5 separate regions of the Mus musculus genome follow, and all the other regions are linked to region 2. A link is a loop called in an ENCODE intact Hi-C map of the cell type or tissue named here. Cell type or tissue: heart. All regions are shown on one strand. Region 1 holds the start of Nfkbib (nuclear factor of kappa light polypeptide gene enhancer in B cells inhibitor, beta). Region 2 holds the start of Eif3k (eukaryotic translation initiation factor 3, subunit K). Region 3 holds the start of Kcnk6 (potassium inwardly-rectifying channel, subfamily K, member 6). Region 4 holds the start of Psmd8 (proteasome (prosome, macropain) 26S subunit, non-ATPase, 8). Region 5 has its middle 5.9 kb from the start of Dpf1.

What was found. A loop is a pair of places that touch in the nucleus more often than their neighbours do. Peaks named below come from ENCODE experiments on the same cell type or tissue, not always from the same donor. Only the 100,000 strongest peaks of a DNase experiment are listed, where the experiment ranks them.
Region 1: a loop joins it to region 2, with 4 times the contacts of the local background. A loop is called at or near these places in 4 of 42 quality-filtered maps.
Region 3: it touches region 2 in a loop (3-fold over the local background); 2 of 42 quality-filtered maps call a loop at or near these places.
Region 4: a loop joins it to region 2, with 3 times the contacts of the local background. A loop is called at or near these places in 3 of 42 quality-filtered maps.
Region 5: a loop joins it to region 2, with 3 times the contacts of the local background. A loop is called at or near these places in 6 of 42 quality-filtered maps.

Annotation. Positions count from the first base shown.
Region 1 is chr7:28,764,038-28,769,037 of GRCm38, reverse strand. Nfkbib (nuclear factor of kappa light polypeptide gene enhancer in B cells inhibitor, beta) reads left to right here and starts at 2,394. Exons shown (of 6, transcript NM_001306222.1): 1 at 2,394-2,794. The coding sequence starts at 2,616. It overlaps Sirt2 (sirtuin 2), which reads right to left and starts at 2,286. Exons shown (of 16, transcript NM_022432.4): 1 at 2,171-2,286; 2 at 1,360-1,406. The coding sequence starts at 2,186. In heart, a CTCF peak has its summit at 2,582; a DNase peak (open chromatin) is centred at 2,397; H3K4me3 peaks cover 2,494 bases; H3K27ac peaks cover 1,512 bases.
Region 2 is chr7:28,979,755-28,984,754 of GRCm38, reverse strand. Eif3k (eukaryotic translation initiation factor 3, subunit K) reads left to right here and starts at 2,867. Exons shown (of 8, transcript NM_028659.3): 1 at 2,867-3,081; 2 at 4,213-4,311. The coding sequence starts at 3,023. It overlaps Map4k1 (mitogen-activated protein kinase kinase kinase kinase 1), which reads right to left and starts at 1,901. Exons shown (of 32, transcript NM_008279.2): 1 at 1,701-1,901; 2 at 1,483-1,540; 3 at 1,275-1,365; 4 at 608-672. The coding sequence starts at 1,799. In heart, a CTCF peak has its summit at 2,764; DNase peaks (open chromatin) are centred at 1,454, 1,954 and 2,754; H3K4me3 peaks cover 2,838 bases; H3K27ac peaks cover 2,262 bases.
Region 3 is chr7:29,232,278-29,237,277 of GRCm38, reverse strand. It overlaps Kcnk6 (potassium inwardly-rectifying channel, subfamily K, member 6), which reads left to right and starts at 4,756. Exons shown (of 3, transcript NM_001033525.3): 1 at 4,756-5,000. The coding sequence starts at 4,795. In heart, a CTCF peak has its summit at 2,399 (motif pointing right); DNase peaks (open chromatin) are centred at 3,367 and 4,697; H3K4me3 peaks cover 833 bases; H3K27ac peaks cover 999 bases; H3K27me3 peaks cover 456 bases.
Region 4 is chr7:29,177,802-29,182,801 of GRCm38, reverse strand. It overlaps Psmd8 (proteasome (prosome, macropain) 26S subunit, non-ATPase, 8), which reads left to right and starts at 2,129. Exons shown (of 7, transcript NM_026545.3): 1 at 2,129-2,525; 2 at 3,587-3,659; 3 at 3,781-3,883. The coding sequence starts at 2,157. Catsperg1 (cation channel sperm associated auxiliary subunit gamma 1) reads left to right here. Exons shown (of 28, transcript NM_001368407.1): 26 at 473-565; 27 at 670-769; 28 at 876-1,270. The coding sequence ends at 1,130. In heart, CTCF peaks have their summits at 1,987 and 4,474 (motif pointing left); DNase peaks (open chromatin) are centred at 2,141 and 3,301; H3K4me3 peaks cover 2,443 bases; H3K27ac peaks cover 1,674 bases.
Region 5 is chr7:29,299,571-29,304,570 of GRCm38, reverse strand. It overlaps a transcript of Dpf1 not described here. Among named protein-coding and RNA genes, the nearest start is that of Dpf1, 5.9 kb to the left of the region's middle. In heart, CTCF peaks have their summits at 2,869 and 3,078 (motif pointing right); DNase peaks (open chromatin) are centred at 90 and 720; H3K4me3 peaks cover 1,236 bases; H3K27ac peaks cover 790 bases; H3K27me3 peaks cover 3,225 bases.

The DNA.
Region 1 (5,000 bases), 220 kb after region 2:
CCTCCCTTCGAAGTGTGGTCTCATAGGATGAGCATGCTGGCATTCAGTGGTTGTAGGCATGGTCCAGTACACTGTTTCCCAACCTGTGGGACACAATCCCTTTAGGGATCAAGCGACCCTCTCTTGGGGGGGGGGTCCCATATCAGATATCCTACATATCTGATATTTACATTATAGTTCATAACAGTAGCAAAAGGACAGTTATGAAGTAGTAACAAAATAATTTTATGGTTGGAGGGACACCACACCGTTGGAGCTACATTAAAAGGTTGCAGCATTAGGAAGATTGAGAACCACTCCTCGAGTATATGAGGACAACCTGGCCTCTGGGGGAACCGGAGGCCTTGGCACGTGTCTTCAAACATCTTTGAGATGGCTCATCTACACTCCACTGAAGCTGCAGCATCTTTCGGAGCCCATTTCCCCATAAGTTTCAAGCCCTTTCCTTTCTACCCAAAGAACACAGGGGTTAACAGTTTTCACCAAGTAAGCTGCTCATCTGTAACACAGCCATGAGAGGCCTTCCCTTCACTGGGATGCTGCAAAGATTAAATGAAGTCATGTACATTAAAATTCAGGCAGAGTATCAATAAATGACCACGCCAGCAACCCAACTACTGAAACATCTACTATCCCTTCGTGCTCTCAGGCCTGTACCCTGCATGGAACACCACCTCCGATCTCATTTAAGAAAATCCCTTATCACTTCACTTATACGACACTGTGACTATATCTTGGTCTTGTTCCTAGATCAGCTTGTGGGTTCCACCAGGGGAGAGTTTGGCTAGAATCTTCTATAATCTCTGACCCACAGAGTTTGCCCGGTACTCCAGGGGTATGCTCTCTCCCTTCCTCCCTCCTTTTTTGAGACTGGGTCTCACCATATGGCCCAAGCTGCCTCTCCTTTCTCCATCCTCCTACCTCACTTCCCCCCTCCCCTGCCCCCCCCCATGTGCTGGCATTACAGGGGGCTGGCACCACACCCAGCTTCGATACTTTTATAACGTGCCCTATAGGGTCCTTTCCCCCACCTCATAGGATCTGAGTTTGCGGATTGAACTGGAAAACCGTCTCTTTCAGGTCCAGCACAAATGAGGTTCAGAAGGGGCTGAGGATGGGATGGGCAACAGTAGGAAACGAGGACGATATGGAAGGGAACCAGGGGTTGAGGCTATACATTTTCCTTGACAGTCCCAAGAAGCCACCATTCTCCCAGGAGATTGTACTAATCCCCAGATGGGCTTGGGGATCAGGGCCATAAGCCAAGGGCCCTTGGGTAAAAGCCTTCCCTTGCCACCTCCCCCCAGTGCGGCACGTGGAACCAAGTCTCTCCTTCCCTCCACCCCTTCCCCATCTCACCTGAGCCTCCTGCACCTTCCCTGCCTGGGTCTCCAGAGGGTCAGAGGCTGGGGAGGAGGGGAGCAGACGTGGTTACAGTGCGGGGAAAGAGTTAAGCAGAAGGGCTCACAATGGTGGAGGACAAGAGGACCCACCAACCTAATTATTTCAGAGTCAGGGATGGTAGTAAAACTATCGGAGATGGGAAAAGGCATATTTTAGAGTGGAGGTATGTGTGACGTGAAAAGGCTGAGGAGGGGAATCTTTAGGAGGAGAAAGCAGGCGAGACTGGACTGAAGGAAGGTTTCAGAGTTAAGCAGGATATGGTAGCATGTGCGAGTCGAGAGAATGAGGGAGGGCTAAGTTTTTCAAGAGACGTAAGTAGGGATACTTCTGCTGAGAGTTGAGTGTGGGAGAGGAGATGCAGTGAAGGTAGGAGGTTTAGGAGAGGCACAAGAACTGAAGGAATGAGATAGTAAGGGGCCACAGGGGTCCCCGGAACCCATCCTACAGTTGCCCTTAACAACAGACAACCTTAGCAACCGGGATAGTGGTAACTTTGGTCCTTAGCAACGAGGGTCCTCAGCAGCCAAAGTACGAGAAATGCGATCATTAAGAACTTGACAATCGGACCCTTACATTTCACAATCCAGAAACCAACCAACCTAGTAATACGGACCACTTAGCAACACCCCTCCGAATCCCACTCCCTTCAGGTAGATCCTGTCTCCCGCCCCACCGAGCCTACCCTCGGGCCCCGGGGCCTGCAGCCCAAAGCCAGGCCCCGGCGCGGCCCGACCCTCCCACCCTCCCAACAGGGCCCCTAACTCACGGTCCGGCTCGGCCATGGGAACGGGGTGGGGGCCCTCGGGACTGTCACCGACTGCTCTGTCCCGTGACGGCAGCGGAAACAAGAAGAGGCCGAGATAGGATAGAGAACTACAACTCCCGGCAGGCAATGCGATCCCCATAACCGCTTTCGTACAATGTGCCTCTCATGTTATCAAACTACAAATCCCAAAAAGCCTGGCGCCGGCGGCCATATTGATAAAGGGCGTCTGGAAAATGTGGGGAAACTCAGCGAGCGAATGTCCACCTCATTTTTCTGATTGGCTGTGGTGCAGTACAGGGGCGGGGTGTAGCTATTTAAAACATTTTGATTGGGTATATGAGGGGGCGTGTTGGGGAATTCCCGATAGGGCGGAAGCACTGGAGCTCATCGCAGAGCCCAGCGACAGGCAGGCGACCACAGGGGGCCACCCGAGGTGGCTGGGGCCATGGCCGGGGTCGCGTGCTTGGGGAAAACTGCGGATGCCGATGAATGGTGCGACAGCGGCCTGGGCTCTCTAGGTCCCGACGCAGCGGCTCCCGGAGGACCAGGTCTGGGCGCAGAGCTTGGCCCAGAGCTGTCGTGGGCGCCCTTAGTCTTTGGCTACGTCACTGAGGATGGGGACACGTGAGTAAACCTTAAATTACTAGACTGAGCCCTGGGATCTTACCTGAGTCCCCTTTAGCCTACGATTCCTGTGACTTCGTATCGTCTCGTTCCTAACTCTTGATTTCCGATGCTGGACTTCCTGGCCCTTAACCCCCAAACACTAAATTGTGAGACTGGTACGCTTTCACACAGTCAAGTGTCTCACCTTTTTTGAACTCTATAAATTTGAGCTCCTGATCCCCAAATCGGATCTGAACCTTTCCGACCACTCTAGTTCCCACATCTTCTTACCTCTTACTTCCAGATGTAGTCTTTGGTCTTTGGCTATTCTTGTATAAGCCAGATTTTGATTTCAAAACTAGTTCTTGGCCCTGAGTCTCTGAAGCTGACACGTCCAGTATTGACCCTGCAGTTAAGAAATTGAGCTGGTGGGTGTCATGGCTCTCACAGCACTTGGAAGGCAAAGGCAGGTGGATCTCTGTGAATTTGAGGCCACCTGATTGAGTTCCCTGCCAGCCAGAGCTACATAAGATGTAGAAACTCTATTCTATGAGGCTAGATTCATCTGTTAGCCAAATGCTTCTCCCAAACTACCACCTTCCAATCCCTGGTTTTAGTTTAGCTGAGTGTGATGGTACACACTTGTCATTCTGGCACTCGAGGGGCTGAGGCAGGAGGATCACTAGTCCGAGGACAGCCTGGAAGGACCCAGTATCAAAAAGGAGGGAAGAGGAAAAGGAGGAGAGGGTGACTGAAAAAAGGTTAAAGAGTAGGAAATGTTGATTAGTAGATAAGCTGGGGAGAAGGGATGGTTGTGGTGACGGCGTGCATTAAGGGATTGTACCCGGGATTTTCTTGTCCTTTGTGCTTATTGCGTATGCCCAGTGACTCAGTGCCTGACCCATGAGGGGAACCCAACAAACACTCATCTTAAAGAGCCAGGAGTAGTTGCCTTAGTTTTCACTTTCTACTTTGTTGGTTCCTGTTCCTTTATTATTTCCCTCTGGTTACTTTGGGTCTGGTTTTTGTGCTTTCTTTATCCTCCCCCTTCCTTTCTCGATTGTTTGTGTTTGACGGTCTCATGTAGCCCAGGCTAGCCTTGAGGTTACTTTGTAGCTGAGGATAGCTTTGAACATTTCATTCTCCTGCTTTCAGCTCCCAAGTGGGTATCACTACATCCCGCCTGGGGAGTGTGTGTGTGTGTGTGTGTGTGTGGACTAGAGGGCAACCTTGGGCTGCACTGAGCACGTAGGCTAGACTAGCTGGCCTGAGAGCCTCAGCGGTCATCTCTTGCTCTCTACCCTCCTCTTCCTCTTTGAGACAGGGTGGCTGGCCTGGAACTCACTATGTAAACCAAGCTGGCCTCAAACTCATCCACCTGCCTCTGCCTCCGGAGTGCTGGGATCAAAGGCGCGCACCACTGTGCTCCATTCCAGGGTTCTCCTCCCTAGTGTTGGGACTATAAATACTTACAATCACACCCAGCTTTTTCTTATGTGGGTTCTAAACTAAGGTCACTGTGCTTTACTTAGCAAAACATTTCCCAGCCTCCAACCCCACCCCCCTTTTAAGTCAGTGTCTCACTATGTAGCCCAGGCTAGCCTTGAACACTACTGTAAAAAAAAATGAATCCTTTTTTTTTTTTCTTCCGGCCACTTAATTCCCAACAATAAGGACTCTGGCATTAACTATTTATTAATAAATGCCTTGGCTACAAGCTTTGGCCCATTCCATAGCTAACACATAACTTATTTAACCCATTTAAATCATTCTATGTTTTCCTTCAGTCTCGGGCCTGCTTCTTCCTTAGCATCGTCTTTCTCGGTGTCTCTCTCAGTGACTCCTCCAGTGTCTCTCCCTGTGTCTCCTTTTATTCTCTCACTATTTCCCAGAATCCTTTCTTTTCCTGCCAGTGTCCCACCTCCTATTTCCTGCTTCAGCTCATTGGCCGTTTGCTTTTTTATTGACAGGTGTTGCCTATAAGAGATTCTGTCTACACATTATGAAATTTTTCTTTGGTTTATTTTATTTATTTTTGGTTTTTTGAGATTGGGTTTCTCTGTGTAGCCTTGGCTGTCCTGGAATTCTCTATGTAGAGCAGACTGACGTTGAACTCAGAGATATGTCTGCCCCTGCTTCCCAAATAATTTTACTTTATGTGTATAAATGTTGGATCCCCTGGAACTGGAGTTAGGGATGGCTATGAGCCACAATGTAGGTGCTG
Region 2 (5,000 bases):
ACTCTAGGTTCAAAACTCACTATAGCAAAAAAAAAAAAAAAAAAAAAAAAAAAAAAAAAAAAAAAAGTGTGTGTGTGTGTGTGAAAGAGAGAGAGAGAGACTCAGAAGGGATGACAGGCCTATGGGACTCCTACCCTCAAATTTCCCTGAAAGGTGGACTGCAGGCTAGACCCAGAAATTTACTGACTGCCTACCTGAAAATCTGAACAACTAATCTGAGTTGGAGAATGCAGAAATAGGCCAGGCATGGTAGCAAATGCCTTGAATATCAACACCAGGGGTGATAGTGAGAAGCCCATCTCAAAAAAGAAGAAAAAAAGAAAATGCAAAACTGCCCCAACCCAGGAATAATTTTTGGCAAGAAAATATAGACATCCAGACAAAGATAGAGACATGGAAGTGAAGGGGATTATTGCCCAGGAAAAGACAGGCAAGACCCACAGGTGCTGGAGGGCAGGGCCATCATGGGATCCCCAGCAACAGCCAAGTGCACGGGCTGATGGTATGGTGTAGACTGGGAAGTCAGCTTCCAGGATACAAGCACAGAGAGAGACAGGAGAGGTGGACTGGTGGTGGAAGGGGGCCTCTGTCCCCTTGTCCTTCTAACCTTGGTAGATGTCCTGGAGAGAACCAGCTCCACAGAATTCCATGCAGATCCACAGCTTCTGCAGCCTATAGGGCGTCAAGAGAGCAGGGATTACAATGGTAGTGAGACCTCCCGGGGCTATCTCACTCCCCCGCCCACCACACAGTGTCCTGTTCCCATGACAGCAGAGGCTGAGGATAGCCAGGAAGTGTGTATTCCAGAGCAATTTTTAGGTCTTTGGGTTCCAACCCAAGAGCACCCCACTGCCACCCCAAGGTAATTTAGGGGACAGGGCAGAGAACCCATGGCGAAGCAGACAAGACAAAGAATCCCGGGTTTGAGGAAAAGATGCCATTATTGAGGCAGCTGAGATATTATCTTGGGAGCCAAGAAATTTGAGAGCTCAAATTAAAGAAGCAGAATAAAAATGGGTGATGCAGGGAGCAGACTAGTGAGAGATTTGATTACAACAACGAGGAGGGTTCTAGATTAGCCCTTAAAAATTAGCAGGCACTCAGTAAGAAAGGCAGAATTTCAGATTGGGAATCAGACTGGGATGCCCCAATTAAAAGTGAAAGTCCTCAGGTTGGAAGTCAAGTTAGGGTATCTGGGTCACAAATGGTAGTTTAGGAGTGGAGACCTGGTCAGAGTTAAGGGGCTGGGGTTGGGGGATGGGCTAAGACATCACCAGAGGTAACTGCCATGGTAAGCCACGATGTTGGCGTGCCGGCAAGTTTTCAGCATGAGAATCTCCTTCTGAAGGGTGGCGACGTCATCATCTGTGGGGAGGGGCCGGAGAGCGAAGGTGGGCTACAAGCGGGGGCTTACAGAAATGTCCCTGTATCCCAGGAAGGAAAGGGCGGGGATGGGGAAGAAGTTTCTGGGGGTGCTCTCACCAGGCTCCATCTTCACCATCTTCAAAGCCACCAGGTCCTTAGACACCTTGTCGCGAGCCTTGTAAAGGGGAAGTTGGTCATCAGGCAGACTCCATAGCTTGCCATCCTCAGCATCTCTGAACCAAGGCCAAGGCCTGGCATTCTCTTACACTCCTGCTTGCCAGCCTCTCCCCAACTATCCCAGGGTTGTGGTGGAGGAGACAGAAGGGCTTTCTCACCTTGAATACTTCTCCATAAGTTCCACCACCCAGTCGTTGCAGTAGATCATAGTGTTCTCGAGGGTCCTTATTAAAAATGTCGGGGTCCACAAGGGCCATTCCTGGAGGCCGGGGCTGGGCCAGTGCCCAGGGGGCCAACAGGGCCTCAGGGTTCAAGCTTTGGTATTACCTTCTGTCTCCACACAAGTCCTGGGCCCGCCTTGACTCTGTGGGCTGTGGCCTTCCCCCTCCCCACTCTCGCTTCCTGCCCCAGCTGCAGGGCTGTGCAGAGGGCTGCACAGAGGGCTCCACCCCCGTCCCCTGGGTTCTGAGAGTTTGATCGCCTTGGGACCCATGGGACTCCCCTTTACCCACTGAAGGACACTATGTAAATAAGATGCAAAAGTTCTTAAATGCAACCTGGGGCTGACCTAGCACCCTCTCCCCAACACTCTATTTTGGGAGGAGTCATAGGTTACGGTTGAACCTCTGCTGGGTTCTTGAAGATCTGGAATCAAGCCAGAGGTTGCAGGTCTGCACAAAGCTGGCTAGGTTTCACAGAAGACCTGTTTACTCGTGACACATGCATGTGACTTAAGTGACAGCTGAGCTCAGGGCACCTGCCCGCATGGCACATGTCTGTGCAACGCTTCAAACGTGTAGGGAATCTGTGGCAGACGTGGAACACTTGTTAGTAGCCCCTACGCAGAGCCGATGGAGACTACAGGTGTCTTTTGCCTTCCCGGCCTCCTAACAGCACTGTAGCAGTACGGAACCGAGTGGGGACCAGCGAGGAAGTGAAGATACATACAAGATGCTGTCTCAGGCACCCAAGTCGGAGACAAGAAGGGCTTCAGAGAGCATCTCCCACCCGACTAAACTCAAAGAAAAGGAAACAGCAACCCTTCACGGGGCTAAACGCTTAAGGCTACGCATGCGTAGAGAAAATAAAGTCTCCTTTCCCCGTACAACTCCAGCGCACGCGCGTCAGAAGCTTAAGTACTAAGTTTGCGCGGCCCGGGAAAAGCTTAGCCCGCCTCCTGGCGCCTGCGTAGTAAGGCAGACTAAACCTTTTCTCACGCTATTGGTCTCTTTTAAGTGAGCTCATTGCGCATGCGCAAGTTACAACTGCTGGAAGGAAATCACGTGGTAGACAAAAAAAAAAAAAAAAAAAAACAACCGGCGCTGGTGCTGAAAGCGCCTTTCCCTTTGCCTTCCTTGTAGGAGCTGGAGGGAGGGTGTGACGCAGGTTCCGCTTCCTACACCTCTCTTCCGGTCCTCTAGTGCTAAGCACCGTGCCTGGTGTTCGACTCCAGCTGAGGCTGCCGAAGGCAACAGTGATCATGGCGATGTTTGAGCAGATGAGAGCGAACGTGGGCAAGTTGCTCAAGGGTATCGACAGGTCTGAATTCCGCTGAAGGGCGCTCTCTGGCCAAGCGGGGTGGAGAAGACGGGGAGCCAGCCAGGGGTGGCCAGGGCTCCACGCTCCTCCAGAGATGGAGTTTCTCCAAGTTTCTCTCCGTCCCTCAACTTTACCTTTTCTGCTGCCACAGACTCCCGGTGTCTTTTAGTCTCTTCCTTCTCTGTCCTTGTGGACCATCCTACATAGTGTTTTCTGATGTCTATTTGGCCAGTGGGGACCGGAGGTGATGGAAACGGGAACCGGTCCTGCGTTCCTGGACTTAGGTTCCCATTCCATCCTGGCGACAACCCCATTCAGCAGATAGTGACAATAAGGAGCGATCAGGGCCTGGTCAGGTCAAGCCACGTATTGAGATAGGCAGGAGAGGATGGAACTGGGTCAGAACGGGATCGAAGAGAAGGTGTTCAGGAAAACATACGGGCTGCAGAGACTGACTGAGGTTGGAGGCATCCTAGACATGACCAGGGGCTCAAGTAGGGCTAGCTAGAGGCCCATGTTAGGAAAAACATTTACTGGATGTTGTACAGTTAATTGATCAGCTATCTGGGTAGTTCCAGTGGGTGGGACTAACTTATTTATTTTAAGATCGAATGAATGTAATAAAGCTTCCTACAGATTTATTTAAAAAGAAAATAGCAAAGTGAGGAATATCCCATGGCCAGAATAAAAGCTGTAGGAAGAAGAGAGTGATTTCAGGTTAACAAATTACAGTGGTCCCTAAGGACTAGCCTCTGTTCTTCTCTTTGTTTACTCATGTCTGTCTGTGTAGTTATCTCCCTATCTTCCCCCCCCCTTTTTTTGTTTGTTTGTTTGTTTGTTTTTTGAGACAGGGTTTCTCTGTGTAGCCCTGGCTGTCCTGGAACTCACTCTGTAGACTAGGCTGGTCTCGAACTCAGAAATCCGCCTGCCTCTGCCTCCCAAGTGCTGGGACTAAAGGCGTGCGCCACCACTGCTCGGCTCCCTTTTTCCTTTTGAGACAGGTTTTCACTATTAATTGCAGACTAGCTTCAAACTTGCAATCCTCCTGTCCTGCCTCAGCCTCCTAGGTGCTGGGATGAAAGGCATGTAACCACTGTGCCAGGCTGTTCACCCATCTTGATGCTCTTCCAGGTACAATCCTGAGAACTTGGCTACCCTGGAGCGATATGTGGAGACACAAGCCAAAGAGAATGCCTATGATCTGGAGGCCAACCTGGCCGTCCTGAAACTGTGAGTGTCTGTCCCCACCCTCATACGAACAGCTGCCTAGCAGGAAGCCACTCTGGAGAGGGAACCTGGTGCAGAGGGGCCTGGGGCAAGCTGCAAGATGGGACTTCTCTTCGGTGTTTTAGAAGGTCAGATTAGGAGTTTTTGTTTTGTTTTTGTCTTTTTTATTTTATTTTATTTATTTATTTATTTATTTATTTATTATATGTAAGTACATTCAGACACTCCAGAAGAGGGCATCAGATTTTGTTAAGGATGGTTGTGAGCCACCACGTGGTTGCTGGGATTTGAACTCAGGACCTTTGGAAGAGCAGTCGGTGCTCTTAACCACTGAGCCATCTCACCAGCCCTGTTTTTGTCTTTAATCCATTCCAAAATCATACAAGATGGTCAATAAACAGTTGTGTTGCTAGACAGATTATTGTAAATGAAAATTCATTTTGTTAGTTTCACTGCCTCTTGGCTCACATGCTTTGCCCCATCAACCCCCCAGCTTAGGTAATCACTGTTGAGCCCTTATGGCCTAGCCTTGGGTCCCTTGAGTCAGCTTAGGTCAGGCCTGCTTTCTTTTTTTTTTTTTTTTTTTTTTTAAACAGTAGCTGGGCTTTTTTTTTTTTTTTTTTTAAAGATTTATTTATTATATGTAAGTACACTGTAGCTGACTTCAGACAATCCAGACGAGGGCGTCAGAT
Region 3 (5,000 bases), 250 kb before region 2:
TAAATAAAATCTTTAAAAAAAAAAAAAAGATTGAAAAAGAGGCCCTCAGCATATTAGTTCAGAAGAACTGGTAACTTTCTTCGAAGGTACCTTTAGGCAATTTCCCAGAAGTTCATAAAAATGTTCTCACATGGCTCTTTTCCTTCAAGCTTTCTGTCCACCAGAGGTGCATACAGCCCTCACAGTTGAATGCACACAAGCACAACTTTGAGCATAGAACCCTGAAAACTAACTTCCTCCTGTGTGTCCCTCAGTGTCTCTTTTTCTCTTCCTTAGTATGCCCCTACCTCTTTTGATTTGAGAAAGGGCATTACACAGTCTAGGTTGACTTCGAACTCATTAAGGTAAAGACATCCTTGAACCCTGATCTTCCTGCTTCTACCTTCCAAATCCAGGGATTACAGTGTGTGCCACCACGACCCATGGCTGGCCCCTTCTGTCCTTTTTTCTGCTTATCAAAGACAAAAAAAAGTCGGAAATGCCTCTGGGAAGTGATAGCACTCCAGAAGGAGATGGTCAGCAAATGACCCTGTCCTGTGGCTTCCCTTTCCTCTTCTGCAATGGCTCCTTAGGGAGGAAACCTGTGTCAGATGCAGTCCTTTGCTGAGATACATCCACATCATTTTGCTTCGTGTTAGAGTCTGACTCCTAGGCACTACCTCCACTTCTCATTCTCAGCCTTCTTCTTGTCTAAATCCATCTATCTGTGACCTTTTTAAAAAATCAATAAGGCAGACATTTTGGGCTTGCTGTAGGCCTCTTGTGTGAAAAAAAAAATTAAAAATATATATATATATTCATCTGTCTATATATAGGTGTCTGTTGAATCCCTGCGTATTGCAGAATCCTCAAATGTGCATGTCTTTTATATAAATAGTGCAGCTAGGTGTGTTGGCACACACCTGCAATCCCAGCACTCGGGATGTGGTAGCAGGAGGTTCAGAAGTTCAAGACCATCCTTAGGTTTATACTGAGTTCAAGTGAACTACTTAAAATAATCTCCAAAAAAAAAAAAAAAAAAAAAAGAGAGAGAGAGAGAGAGAGCCAGGCGTGGTGGCACGTGCCTTTAGTCCCAGCACTCGGGAGGCAGAGGCAGGCAGATTTCTGAGTTCGAGGCCAGCCTGGTCTACAGAGCAAGTTCCATGACAGCCAGGGCTACACAGAGAAACCTTGTCTCAAATAAGGGGGTGGGGGTGGGGTGGGGCTGGATAGATGGCTGAGCAGTTAAGAGTACTGTCTACTCTTCCAGAGGACCTGGGTTCAGTTCCCAGCACCCACATGGCAGCTCATAACTGTCTATGACTCCAGTTCCAAAGGCTCCAACGGCCTCACACAGACATGCATGCAGGCAAAATACCAATGCACATGAAATAAAAATAAAAATTAATTTAGGGGAAAAAAGCAGGGCGGGATAGGTATAGCAATGGTGGTGCACGCCTTTACTCCCAGCACTGGGGAGGCAGAGGCAGGCAGAGTTCTGAGTCTACAGATCCTGTTTCATGATAGCTAAGGCTACACAGAGAAACCCTGTCTTAGAAAACAAAAGAACTAACAACAAAGAGGTCAGGGATAAATTGGGCTTGTATTTGTATGTAACATGTGTAATCCTTCCACAGACTTTAAATCATTATGTATACATATATGTTACATACACACACACACACATATGTCTACATATAATACTGTTTTCATTTACAGGTGCTGAAGATTAAACTTAGGGTTCCACATGAGCCGAGCAAGAGGTGTACTACTGAGCTTTATACTCAGCCCCGAATATCATTCCACAACATTACTCACCTCTCATTCGGTATACAGCCCAGGTAAATCCTTACATTTCTGTATCGGTTAGGAAACAGTGACATGAAAGCTAGGGCTACACCTCTGTTGGTTGTTTGTGCTGCATCATGAGGCCATGAGTTCAAATCCCACCAGCACAAATGGAAAAAAAGAAAAGATGGATACTGGAAAAAAAAATCTGTACAGTAGTACTGACTCAACTTTTGTTGTTGTTGTTGTTGTTCTTTGGTTTTTCAAGACATAGTTTCTCTGTGTAGCTCTGGGTGTCTTGGAACTAGCTCTGTAGACCATGCTGGCCTTGAACCTTCTGCCTTTTCAGAATTGGGATTAAAGGTGTGTGGTACCACCACCCAGTGTTTGTTTGTTTGAGATAGGGTTTCTCTGTGTAGCTCTGGCTCTCTCTGGTCTACTTACTCTGTAGACCAGGCTGGCCTCAAACTCAGAAATTCACCTGCCTCTGCCTCCCAAGTGCTGGGATTAAAGGCGTGTGCCACCACTGCCTGGCTAGGCTGAGCTTTTAAAAAAATTATTTTCATTTTTTAAGCTGTGTGTGTGTGTGAGAGTATGTAGGGAGTATGTGCACTTGGGTGCAGTTCTTGTAGCGGTCTGTAGAGGGCACTAGATTCCCCCTGGAACTGGAGTGAGCCCTGTAACATGAATGATGTGAACTCAACAATATTCTTTTTTGCTTTTAATCTTTTCAGAGAAGATATTATACATGTTTTTATGTGTGTACGGATCGACAGTTTGCCTGCATGTGGGCCTGGTGCCTTCAGAGGTCAAAAGAGGCGGATCCTCTGGAAAATGAGTTACAGATGGGTGTGAGCGGCCATGTGAGGATGGGAACTGAACCCCGGGTCCTGTGCAAAAGTAGCAAGTGCGCTTAGCTGTTGAGCAGTCTCTCCAGACCTGAGACTTTTGTAATTCTCCTGCCTTTCCCTCCTTTTACTGCTAGGATTATAAGTGAGCACCACCATGGCTGTCTGTTCTGCCTCCTTCTATGTTTGTTTGTGACAGGGTTCTCACATGATCCAGGCTGTTCTTGAACTATGTACCTGAGGGTGGATGGCCTTGTGCCTCCAGTCCTCCTGCCTCTCAGACTCCTCAGTCCTAAGATTACAGACGTGCACTCTTACTCCATTTTGTGTGTGTTTGGTGTGTATACGTGCATCTGTGTGTGGGCATGAGAGTGGGCACTGGCCTAATGGAGGTCTGAGGATACTTACAGGAATCAGTTCTCACCTTCACCATGCTCCAGGGATTGATCTCAGGTCTTTAGGCTTGGTGTGTGTGTGTGTGTGTGTGTGTGTGTGTGTGTGTGTGTAACCACTGATCCATCTGGCCAGTTCCTACATTCTGTTTTCAGCTTTAATTTCCCCTTTGTTTACTGGGAATCGTGTGGGAGGATGAAGGCCTTGATAAAGGGCATATGTACACAGACAGCGCCTGACTAAGTCCAGGGACATTGTAGCTATTGTTGCTGGTTTTTATTATCAGGCATCTCTTCCTACAGACTGCCAGCCCTAAATTGGGCTCTGTCCCAAGAATTACCACAGTTTTATAAATAGAGCTTGTTGCGTGTATCAGAGCTGCGGTCTGGTTGTGGGAGGATTCTGGTCTGCCCTCCACACAGCAGTAAGGAGAGCACTGAGTCCACGTCATAGAGGGACGTGAGGGGACCTACAGGAGAAAAATAAGGGAAACCCTGCTTTCAGTTTTACCTATTAATTTACTATTGAGACAATGTCTCACTTTGTCACCCTGGCTGACCTGGAACTCCCTCTGTAGAGCAAGCTTCCCTCACAGAGCGATCCATCTGCCTCTGTCTCTGCCTCCCAAGTGCTGGGATTAAAGAAGTGAGCCACCCCCTAGGCTACTTACTAGTTTGTTGTTGGTTTTTGTTTTGTTTTGAGACGGGGCTTTGCTGCTCTACCTTTAACTTTTCTAATGTACGTAGGAACATCTCAGCCTCCAGGAAAAGGGAGTCCCTACCCTGGATATAGATATATACATATCTATATACATATCTATATCCAGGTCATCTGCAGAAGCAACTAATACTCTTAGCTATTCTCTCCAGCCACTCCACCACACCTTTTGAGACAGGTATTCACTAGGTAGCCCAGGTTGGCCTGGAGCCGGTGATGGCCCAGTCTATTGCTCAAATGTTAAGGTTATTATGTGCAAGCCACCACAACCACATCCGAAATTTATTTGCTCATTTTTGTGTGTGTTCTGTGTTTCTTGAGACTGTGTCCTACTATGTAGCCCTGGAACTTACTATGTACACAGGCTGGCTTGAACTCAGAAATATAGCTGCCTCTGCCTCCTGAGTGCTGGATAAAAGGGGTGCGCCACCATGAAAGTAAGCAATGTATTGTTTATTTATTGAGACAGAGGTCTTCCAACAATGCCCCCTGACTCCTGGTCAATTATTCCGAAATCGTAGGCCCCTCCCACCCACCCACAACTTATCCCACGTCTTAGTGCCTCAAGCAAACACTGGGTACAGTGCAGAGGCAGGCAGATTTCTAAGTTCCAGGCCATCCTGGTCTACAGAGTGAGACAGGACAGCCAGGGCTACACAGAGAAACCCTGTCTCGAGAAAAAAAAAAAAAAAAAAAAAAAGGTTACAAACAGAAAGCTCCCACTTCGGAGGAGAGTTTCAGATCTGAGTTAAGGAGTCGCGAGGAGGAGAGTTGCAAGGAACTTCAGGCAGGAAAGGACTCCGCAGCCCTTCCCATCCCATTTGACTCCCCGATCCCGGAGCGTCGAACTCCACCCTCCGGTGTCCCTGTACCTACACCAGGTGTTTGGGCGTGCCTCAGTTTCCCAGCGTCAGGGCGTTCCGCCAGCCCCGCTCCTCCCCCTTTTTCCTTTTCCTCTTCCTCTTCGGGGCGTCGGTGGCCGCGCCTGGAGCTCCCGGAACTAAAAGCGGACCTCGGGCGGTGGGCCGGCGGGGGCCACGTCAGCGGGTGTCGGGGCTGTACGGGCACCATGCGGCGGGGCGCGCTCCTGGCTAGCGCCCTGGCCGCCTACGCCGGGTACCTGGCGCTGGGCGCGCTGCTTGTGGCGCGGCTGGAGCGGCCTCACGAAGCCCGGCTGCGGGCAGAACTGGGGACCCTGCGGGAGCAGCTGCTACAGCACAGCCCGTGCGTGGCGGCTCACGCCCTGGATGCCTTCGTGGAGCGGGTGCTGGCGGC
Region 4 (5,000 bases), 200 kb before region 2:
CTTCAAAATGGGCAAATTAACCAACTGCACCCAAGACCATGTTCGATCTGGGTTTATTGAATAATGGACAAGAGGGAATTAGTGAGAAAAGATGTGAGTCTGTACTTAGCTGGTGTCCAGACTGTACTTGTGGGATGAAGGTGGCATACAGTAGGTATTTAGTCCAACATCTAGATCAGTTGGCAGGTGGAGGCAGCAGGTAGCAACTGAGCAGCCAGACTGCTTGATGGCTGGTGCTCAGACAGCCTTACTCTCTGAGACTAGAGACTGGAGGTGTGGCTCTGTTGGAGGGTGCTTGCCTGCAGTACTGCAATGAGTTGAGTCTTGGCCCAGCAGTAGAATGCTTGCCTAACTCTCATGAGGCCCCAAGTTCAGTCTGAAGCACCATAGTCACCAAGCAGCAGGCAGATTGGAGAAATTAGTGTTTCCCCTGGACTGTAGGTGCTACAGCTGTCTACTTTTGGACTTGTAGGTGGCTGTGCTTGGAGAACTCCCCTTGCTATGACATCATCCCCCAAAGCATCTACCCACCTGAGTTCTTCTTCAAGTTGTTAGTGAGCAATAGGTAAGCCAGGCATAAAGCCTAGGTGTATGTTGAGGGTGGGGATGCAGTGTGCTGAGATTGTCCCTTGACATTTAACTCAATCCTGGACTCCATTCCCTCACCAGAGGTGTAGACAATAGCACATACTGTGACTACAAGCTCACCTTTATAGTGCACATCCATGGGCTACCGCTCAGCAGCAAGCGGTCCTCCTTCATTGTTATGGTGAGTGGCAGCCAAAGGCTTCCTTACTGGGTGGGCAGGGGGTTCACCTACTACTATACCCCAACCCCAACCCCGACCCCTTGTGACTGTTGTACTGGGCTTGCAGGTGTCTACCAGCTTCTTTATAGCCCTGGTTGTCTTCTACATCCTGTTCTGCCTCGTGTGGCCTCACATAGTGAAGGCCTGGGTCTCATTTCGCTGGAAGATTCACAACATGATGGCACCAGAGACCTATTCATCTTCCTCCTCTTCTGGGGGCTTCACCCTCCATTCTCACAGCTCAGAGGGAAGTTTTGAGGGTCCCTCCAGACCAGGTACCAAAGAGGACAATGTTCAAGCTAAGAGAGCAAAGGTGGCCTGAGTCCCTGGTCTGTACTCTTCCTCATGAACCCTTAGGCCTCTCCTCATGGGAATGCAGCCTGCCACCTCCCCAGGACTTTCTGGTTGGCTAGAATGCTCATGTCTCATTCAGACCCTAATAAAGCCTCCTTGCAGAATCAGTCCCGAGTCCTCAGAAAGGCTCACGTCCGCTTGGTTTGTACCAGCACAGCTGTAGTTAACTGTCAGAATGATGTCAGAATCTTTTATTTTCAAGATGGCACAGCAGATAAAGGAGCTCTCAAGCCTGACAACCTGGGTTTGATCCCCAGGCCTCATGAGATCTAAAGAGAGAGCCGACTCTGTGAAGCTGTCCTCTGACCTCAACATGGGCACATGCACGCACACACACACACACACACACACACACACACACGCATGCCTGTAGGCCAGGCTGGCCTGGAACTCAGAGATCCGCCTGCCTCTGCATCCCAAGTGCTGGGATTAAAAGCGTGAACCACAAAGCTCGGTCTGTAATTCTATTTTAATTTCAAAAATAAGAAAAAAATGGAATAAGAGAAAATAAGAGAAATGGCTCAGTGGTTAAGAGCACTGACTGCTCTTCCAGAAGCCCTGACTAAAATTCCCAGCAACCACATGGTGGCTCACAACCATCCATAAAGGGATCAAATACCCTCTTCTGGGGTGTCTGAAGACAGCCACAGTGTACTTATATACATAAAATGAATAAATAAATCTTTTTAAAGAGTCTGAAAAAAACGTGGAAGAATGATGCTCTGATAAACACGAACGCCTAATCTTAAATCTCACCTGCTAGTCCTCTCTCAGCCTGCCTATGTAGTGACACCTGACAAGTTTTCCAAATGGCTCCACATCGCCACCCCTTGACGTAGAGGCGGTACCCTTAAGATGGACATTCCACAGGCCGAAGCCAGCGAGGGTGGCCATGGTGACTACAGGTGGGCGGGACATTGTGGGCATTGTTTTCAGTTGGAGCGAACGGACTTCCGTTCGCCATTTTGAATGACAGCAGAGGCGGAGCTGCGGCATGTTCATTAAGGGTCGGGCTGCGAAGACACCCCGAGGAGAGCCGCGGCGCTCCTCCCGCGGGGGGCGGAAACTGGCAGTGGTAGCTCCGCCTCCAGTTTTGGGCTCCACCTCCCGGCCTCATTTCCGCCGGGAGTCCATTGCCCGGCGTCGCTGCCGTAAGTCGGGTCGGCGGCTTGCCGCATCACGGAAGATGGCGGCCACAGCGGCTACGGTGAACGGGTCGACCACCGTCTCGAGCTCCGGACCCGCGGCCACCTCGGTCGGGATCCTGCAGGCAGCGGCCGGCATGTACGAGCAACTCAAGGACGAGTGGAACCGGAAGAACCCGAACCTTAGTAAATGTGGAGAAGAACTGGGCCGCCTGAAGGTAAGAGGTCGCCGGGTCCTAGATGCCTAATGCCTGGGGGAAGGTGACAGACGGGAGATCGAGGCTGGTAGAGCGGGCCCTGAGGTGTCGTTAAGGGAGTGATGATGGAAAGATTGGTTCTGGCAGAATCGAATGAGATGGTTCGAGCTTTGTTACTTGGAGGGAGGCAGGAAGGAGTGGGATCAGTGACAAACGGGGAGATAGTGAAAAGAATAAGTCTGAGGTGACGGGACGTTGAGGGAATGTGTGGCAAATAAAGCCCAGGTAAGCTGTGAGGGAGCAGAGGTTAGGAAACACCTGTGTGAAGAGGGGCAACAGGAACAGTTTGAAGCCAAAAACGAACCTAGAAGAGCACACGTTTCGGTTGTAAACACACTCAGGCGGATAGAAGGCCAGTCTGGTCTTCAATAGCGAGTTTGAGGAGGCTGGGCTACATAGACTTCGTCTCAAAATATATATATAATAATAATAAGTAAACAACAACAAAATATGTGTTAGGTTCCCAAGTTTACTAAGGAATGGTGTCTGGGATGGACTGGGGGGGGAGGGAAAAGGAATGCCCCACATTCCTTGTTACCCCTTCTCGGGCACACTGTGGTGGAGGTCTTCCCAGACCTGCATATAATGGCTGAACACGATGTCCCACACTTGTAATCCTAGCACTCGAGAGGCTCACACCAGGCTCTCCAGTTCTAGACTAGATTGGCCTGCCTGGGGAGATGCTGTCTTAAACAAGAGAGAAACCTAAAACAAGCTAAATATAGCAACAGGAAGAATTGAGGTCATGGGCGTCTCCCTACCCCATGATCCCCCTGGGTCAGGCACCAAGTGCCTCGTGTTTCTCAGTGGAGTTACTAATATTTGTAAGATGAGGTAATCCAATTGGTACGCTCCGTGTTCTTGGGCCCTTTGGTGTTTGCTTTACAAGGTCTGACTCCACTAATATTCATGGCAGTTGTGTGGGTTAGGATGCATGCAAGCTTTTCCAAGTAGGAACATAAAAGTCCAGAGAACGTAAGTAATCTATATTTGAAATCTCGTCCTCATTCCTTCCCCCTCAGTTGGTTCTGCTTGAGCTCAATTTCCTGCCAACCACGGGGACCAAACTGACTAAACAGCAACTCATTCTGGCCCGTGAGTGTCACTAGGGTTGGTGGAGGGTGATGGGCCTGGGGTCATTGTAGGAATGACTGGGGTGGTGATCCCAGGAGGGATTCCAGCCACCACCTGAGAGCCCCTGTCCCCTTACCTACAGGTGACATTCTGGAGATCGGGGCCCAGTGGAGCATCCTGTGCAAAGACATTCCCTCCTTCGAGCGCTACATGGCCCAACTCAAATGCTACTACTTTGATTACAAGTGAGGTTGGGCCCTCTAGGGAGGGGACTGGAGCAGGAGTGGGTAGTTCCTTGTGTATCTGGCGTCCTCCGTTGCCTTCTTCGCCTGAGAACCATTGCCGTTCTCAGCTCTGTCCCCAGAAGCTGGAGGGCCAGAAGATTAGAGATCTTGAGACTGGGTTTATGTAGTCTGGTTCTGTACGTTTCTAAACAGTTTGATTTTATTTGTGTATTTCCATGTATATGGGTGCTCTGTCTGCTTGTATGTCTGAACACCAGAGGAATGCGTGGGATCCTATTACAGATGGTTGTGAGCTGCTACATGGGTGCTGGGAATTGAACTCAGGACTTCTGAAAGTGCAGAGCTCTTCAAGCATCTAGTGCTCTTAACTGCTGAGCCATCTCTTCAGCCCCTCCATCCAATCTGTTTTCCCTTATCTAGTCCCACACTATGTCCCCTGTACCCAGTGTGGCTCTGAGTTACCCCTTCATTTTCCCTCTAGCTGGCATGTCTACAACAGCCAATAGGATGCTGCTTTGCTTCACAAAGTGCTGGTTGTTTTATTTTGTTTGAGACTGGGTTCAAGGTGGTCCACCTGTCTACACCTGGAGATTATATGTAGTGCTGCCCCCTGCTGGTTTTTTTGTTGTTGTTGTTGTGGGGTTTTTGTGTTTTTGTTTGTTTTGTTTGTTTCGGTGTAGCTTTGGCTGGCCTGGAGATCCGCCTGACTCTCTGCCTCCAGTGCTGGGATTAACCGCGTGGGCCACAATACCCAGCTGTTGTTGTTTTGTTTTTAAGATTTATTTATTTTATGTATGTGAGTACACTGTCACTGTCTTCAGACATACCAGAGGCATCAGATCCCATTACAGATGGTTGTGAGCCACCCTGTGGCTGCTGGGAATTGAACTCAGGACCTCTGGAAGAGTAGTCAGTGCTCTTAACCACCGAGCCATCTGTCCAGCCCCCCCACCCCCCAGCTGCCCCTGAGCTCTTGTTCTTTGAGGCTATGCCTTATGTGCCCCAAGCTGGCTGAGAACTCAGTTGTGCAGTAGCCCTTCCGATCTTGAACTTTGGATACTCCTCCCTGTACCTCCAAGTGACTGGGATTACAGGTGTGTACCCCATGTCTTGTTTA
Region 5 (5,000 bases), 320 kb before region 2:
GGTTCCCGGAGAAAGACCCGACAAGAGGATGCTGCTTTGATGAGGGGGAATGGGGTGAGATGCGTGAGGCTCCTGGTCTGTACTTAAAGGTTGGTACCTCCCACCCACCCGGGGAAGTCGGGCACCCCAAAGACTCCGAGGAGCAGAGATGAGTAGGCGAGTGAAGCCCCTACCCCCACTCTGGGTGGGGACACGGCCTCCACCACCCCCTAGCCCGCGGCACATTCCTTCACTGACAGCGACAAAGAAGAGGCGCCCCGGTGATCCAGAAGGGCTCCGGTACCTAACCCCAGGGGCAATAGGGGGTGGAGGGTCAGCAGGGGAGTGAGACGCAAGGGGGTCCTCAAGTACCATTTATACCATCCACGCGCTGCGTCCCCCAACCCGGCCCGGGGGAGTGCGGTGGGGAGGACCCGCTCCTGAGGGAGGGGTTTCGGACTTGGGGAAGGGACACTCACGACTTGAGCGGGTTCTGAATGGCGGTGGCCATGGCCCGCTCGGCTGGGCCGCCTCCGGCCCGGGGCGCCGCTGCTGCTGCCGCTGAGCGCGGGCCCAGCCCGGCCTGCGCCGCCCGCTCTGCCGCCCAGCGCGCTACGATTTCATTCATTCTTGGGGCTGCGGCGCGAGCGAAGCGGGGCGGGCCGGGGGCGTGGCTCAGCCAATCCCCGCGCCTCCCGGCGCACGACGGGACCTGGAGTCTAGGGGCGCGCGGCGGCGCCCGAGGGCGCCCCTGTAGGGACTACACGTCCCAGGGGCCGTTGGGAGTATGGCGTACTCATTGGTTGCTGGGGATACAGGGCGGGACTGGGCTTCCTACTAACGCATCCTTCCCACTCTGGGGATGCCTGGGTCCCAGCTGGGGCTTCTTCCACCAGCTAGTCCCTTACCGCCACCACCCCAAGGGATGTGGATGACCCACAGGGTGTAAGGAGTATTTATATTTTCTGTCCCTACTTATCTGAGTGGCTCTAACTTGTAAAGCTGTCCCAGAACAGAAGGGTTGAATCAATGTCTTTGTCCATTGACATAGCAACTATGGGCGGGCACTCTCCTTGGCACTGGGGACACAGCAATGACAAAGTCGCTGCTCTTCTCAAGGAGTTCACATTCTAGCAATTAAGAGCGCCTCTTGTTCTTCCAAAGGACCCAGGTTGGGTTCCCAGCACCCACATTGAGCTGTCCACATTCTCCTGAAAACTCCAGCTCCAGGGACCTGACATCCTCTTCTGGTCTCTGTGAGCACCAGACACGCACAAGGTGCGAAAACACTAATGCAGAGGAAATAAGTCTAAAACCAAATCTTAAAAATAAAAGGTACAGCCGGGCGTGGTGGCGCACGCCTTTAATCCCAGCACTTGGGAGGCAGAGACAGGCGAATTTCTGAGTTCGAGACTGGCCTGGTCTACAAAGTGAGTTCCAGGACAGTCAGGGCTACACAGAGAAACCCTGTCTCGAAAAACCAAAATAAATAAAAGTTACCGTAGGTGTATGAAAAAAAAAAAAAAAAGAGGCAAGTTTGGAGTGAGCAAGGATGCAAGTGGTATGAGCTCTTACCGATCACTGCAGAGAAAGCAGCGTGTTCTGAGAAGGTTCATCCTCCGTGCCCTTCTTCCTTAGTGCACGCCACACCCATCACCAAATCCCATTACCCAAATGTCAGAGAACAGCTAACAAGACTCCCCACCCACTGTGTGGGGCCTGGGATAAGCTCAGGGCTCATGATTGGCTTGCCAGTTCACCTGTTGTACTTTTTTTTTTTAATATTTAATGTATTTCTTTTGTATGCACGTGTGAATGTGGTGTGCTCAGTCAGCACTCCTGCTGTGTCTGCGGCCCTTGAGTGGAAGTGAGAGAGGGACAGCACACACGGGAGGGGGCACTCTCCAACAGTGTGAGTCCCAGAGACAAGGTTGCTAGGAAATGCTCTTCTCCACTGAGCCATCTGACTAGCTGGCTTCTTACTTTTTATTTGACAAAGGGTCTCTCACTGAGTTGACCATGTTGATCTTGAGCTAATAATACATCTTCTTCTGAATCTTTATACCTATACTATATATACAGTTAATCAGTTAATCCATTGTCTGCCTGCCCTCATTAGAACACTGGTGCTCAGTGGCAGTGGCGTGTGCCTTTAATCCCAGCATTTGGGAAGCAAAAGGCGGGCAGATCTCTGAGTCTACAGAGTGAGTTCCAGGACAGCCGAAGCTACACACACAGAAGGAAGGAAGGAAGGAAGGAAGGAAGGAAGGAAGGAAGGAAGGAAGGAAGGAAGGAAGGAAGAAAGGAAGAAAGGAAGAAAGAAAGGAGAAAGAATGCTGGCTCCAAAGGTTTGTGGTTTCATTCATAGCTCTGTCCTCACTGCCTGAATAAATGAATAAAATTCCAAATTAGTCTTGTGCTCCACTCCTCTGTCCCGTGTGCATTTCTGAGGACAAATCCAGCAGGCAGAAAAGTAGTAAGGTGGCCAGCTGTGCTGTCACACACCTGGGGCAGCCTAAGTTGGGGGCAGGTTCAGGCTGCTGTATTAGGGACTTCACCCAGTGGCTAGTCCCAGGCTGTAGCCTCAGGGCAGAGAGAAGTGAAAGGTTAGTAGGGGTCTGGTCAGGGTGATCTTAGCTCTCCAGAGGCTGAGGCAGGAGGATCAGGAATTCAAGGCCGGCTTTGGTTGCATAGCAAGCTGGAAGGTGCAGAATATGAGTAAGTATATTTATCCCAGAGTTCTATGGGACCTCCCTAAGGAGCTCCTGACCCACTGCCTGAAGGTGATATGTTTCTGTGTTTCTGGCTGACCTAAGTGTCCTGATCACTTAGCAAGTTCCCTGTATTCTCACCTCCTTCATCCATGATGCCTCACCATCCTGCCACTCAAGTGCTGGAAACCAGTGTCATCATCATCATCATCTATATTTTGTTTTTGTTTTGTTTTGTTTTGTTTTTTTTGAGGAAGGGTTTCTCTGTGTAATCTGGTTGTCCTGAAACTAGATTTGTAGACCATGCTGGCCTCAAACTCCATCTGTCTCTGCCCCCAACCTTGGTCACTTCTCTTCCTTCAGAACCGAAAAGACTGGCCACTAGAGGGCAGTATGGCTCGGTCTTTGTCCCGCAGAGCCGGTTCTTGTGTTTTGGGATGGAGGAGCCACATCCCAAATATTGGGGCCTGCCAGGGAGGCACAGACTTAGTTCTGAACCTCCAATCCTATTCAAGGCCTGGGCACCAGGTCTGTTCCCCACCTCCCCCGGCCCCAAGCATCATAGGCGCAATGGTACCTGCCTGTGATTGACTGAGCTAAGTGGATGGAAAGCTTAGCCTGCAAATGTTGACAGTGTGCAAAAACTAACAGCTACAGCTTCTAAGCGTCTCCCCCTGCTGGCAAGCCCTGAGTCAGCTCACCTACAGAGACTCCCCCTGAGACAGGCCTAGCCACACATACACCCTTTGCTGAGGTTCTGAGTTGTTGAGTAGTAAAGACCTCCTTCCACCACAGTCCACTTGGCCCCAGCTTTTCTTCACATGTGTCCAAGTGTCTGTCCTTTCCTGTCAGGTCAACTCTCGATACCAGGACATAGCAACGTATCAATTTGGAAACCAGACTAAACTACAAAAAACCTGCCTCCCCCACCCCCAGCCCCCAAATTATTTGCTCATTCATAGCTACAGGCTCTAGTTGCTTCCATGCAACTAGGGTGTAATGTTATTCTGCCTGTTCTGCAAAACGGACACCACTTACGCGGAAGAGAGCAAGTCTTTGGAATAACAAAGATGGCTTGGGTCTGTGTCTGGACAACTGGAGAGATTGAGGTGGGATCCCCTGAGCTAGGGCAGCCTGGGCTGGGAGTCCATGTGAGAGAGGCCATGTTGTCCAGCCTCTGGTGTGTCCAGCCTGTTGGATTCCAACTATGACTTCCGGGGATGTTCTGGAGGCCATGGGCAGATAAAAGAGAGGCCTGGGAGTTGGGCTGCCTTGGTATGCAGAGGGAGTGGAAACTGACAAGACAAACAGATCTAGAAAGGAGAGTGGCAACAGGTGGAGAGACAGAAGTAACCAACAAGAGGACAGAGAGGGACATCAGAGTGTGGCTGAGTGGACAAAACGGGAAGAAATCCTGGGGTGCAGATAGGTGTTAGACCACCTACCTCCCCCCCCCATGTGACTGCAGTCTAGCATCCCCAGAAACCCAGACCTGTGGCTGGAAGAGTGGAAGGCAGAACTGCGTTTCCTTTTGGCAAACTGCAACAGAGACATGGAGCTGAGGAGCTGGCTGTGGATAGCTCCAGCATGGAGGGAGGTGGAGGATGATGGGGCAGAGGATTTCAAGGTAGATGCCAGCCTGGGAGACATAATGAGACCAGGTCTCAAGGTAAACAAGGGACAGGCCTGATGGCGCACACCTGCAACCCTAGCACTAAGACCACGGGGCAGTGGTGGAGCAAGCTTTAATCCCAGCACTCAGGAGGCAGAGGCAGGTGGATCACTATGAGTTCGAGGCCAGCCTGGTCTACAGAGTGAGTTCCAGGACAGCCAGGGCTACACAGAGAAACCCTGTTTCAAAAACAAACAAACAAACAAAAAACCAAAGAAACAAACCAACAAAAACCAGGCCTGCTCTGGCTTTGGCAAGCTGACCATCTTGGCACCAGCCCAGCCCAAGTCAGCACTTCAAGTTGGTCCATCCCAATGTCTGCTCCATCTATGAGCTGATGGAGCACATGGAGGAGCTGGTCCTGCAGAACCAGATTGCCATCAAAGATGAAAACCTGAAGCATGGTTGTGATTGAAGATGGCTGTGGTGCCCAGTACCTGCTTCAGAGCAGCTCCAAGGAGCCTGAGACCACCTGCGGCATGGAGCCCCTGAAGGGAGACAGTGGAGGAGCCTGTCAGCATCCAAAGCAGGAAGGTGTGGTTCCAATCCCATGCCAGGAAGCCCTGACTAACCGCACTACCACTCCGAGTCTAGGCAACAGCAGGATATCCAATAAGAGTCTCGGGGATGGTCCAGTG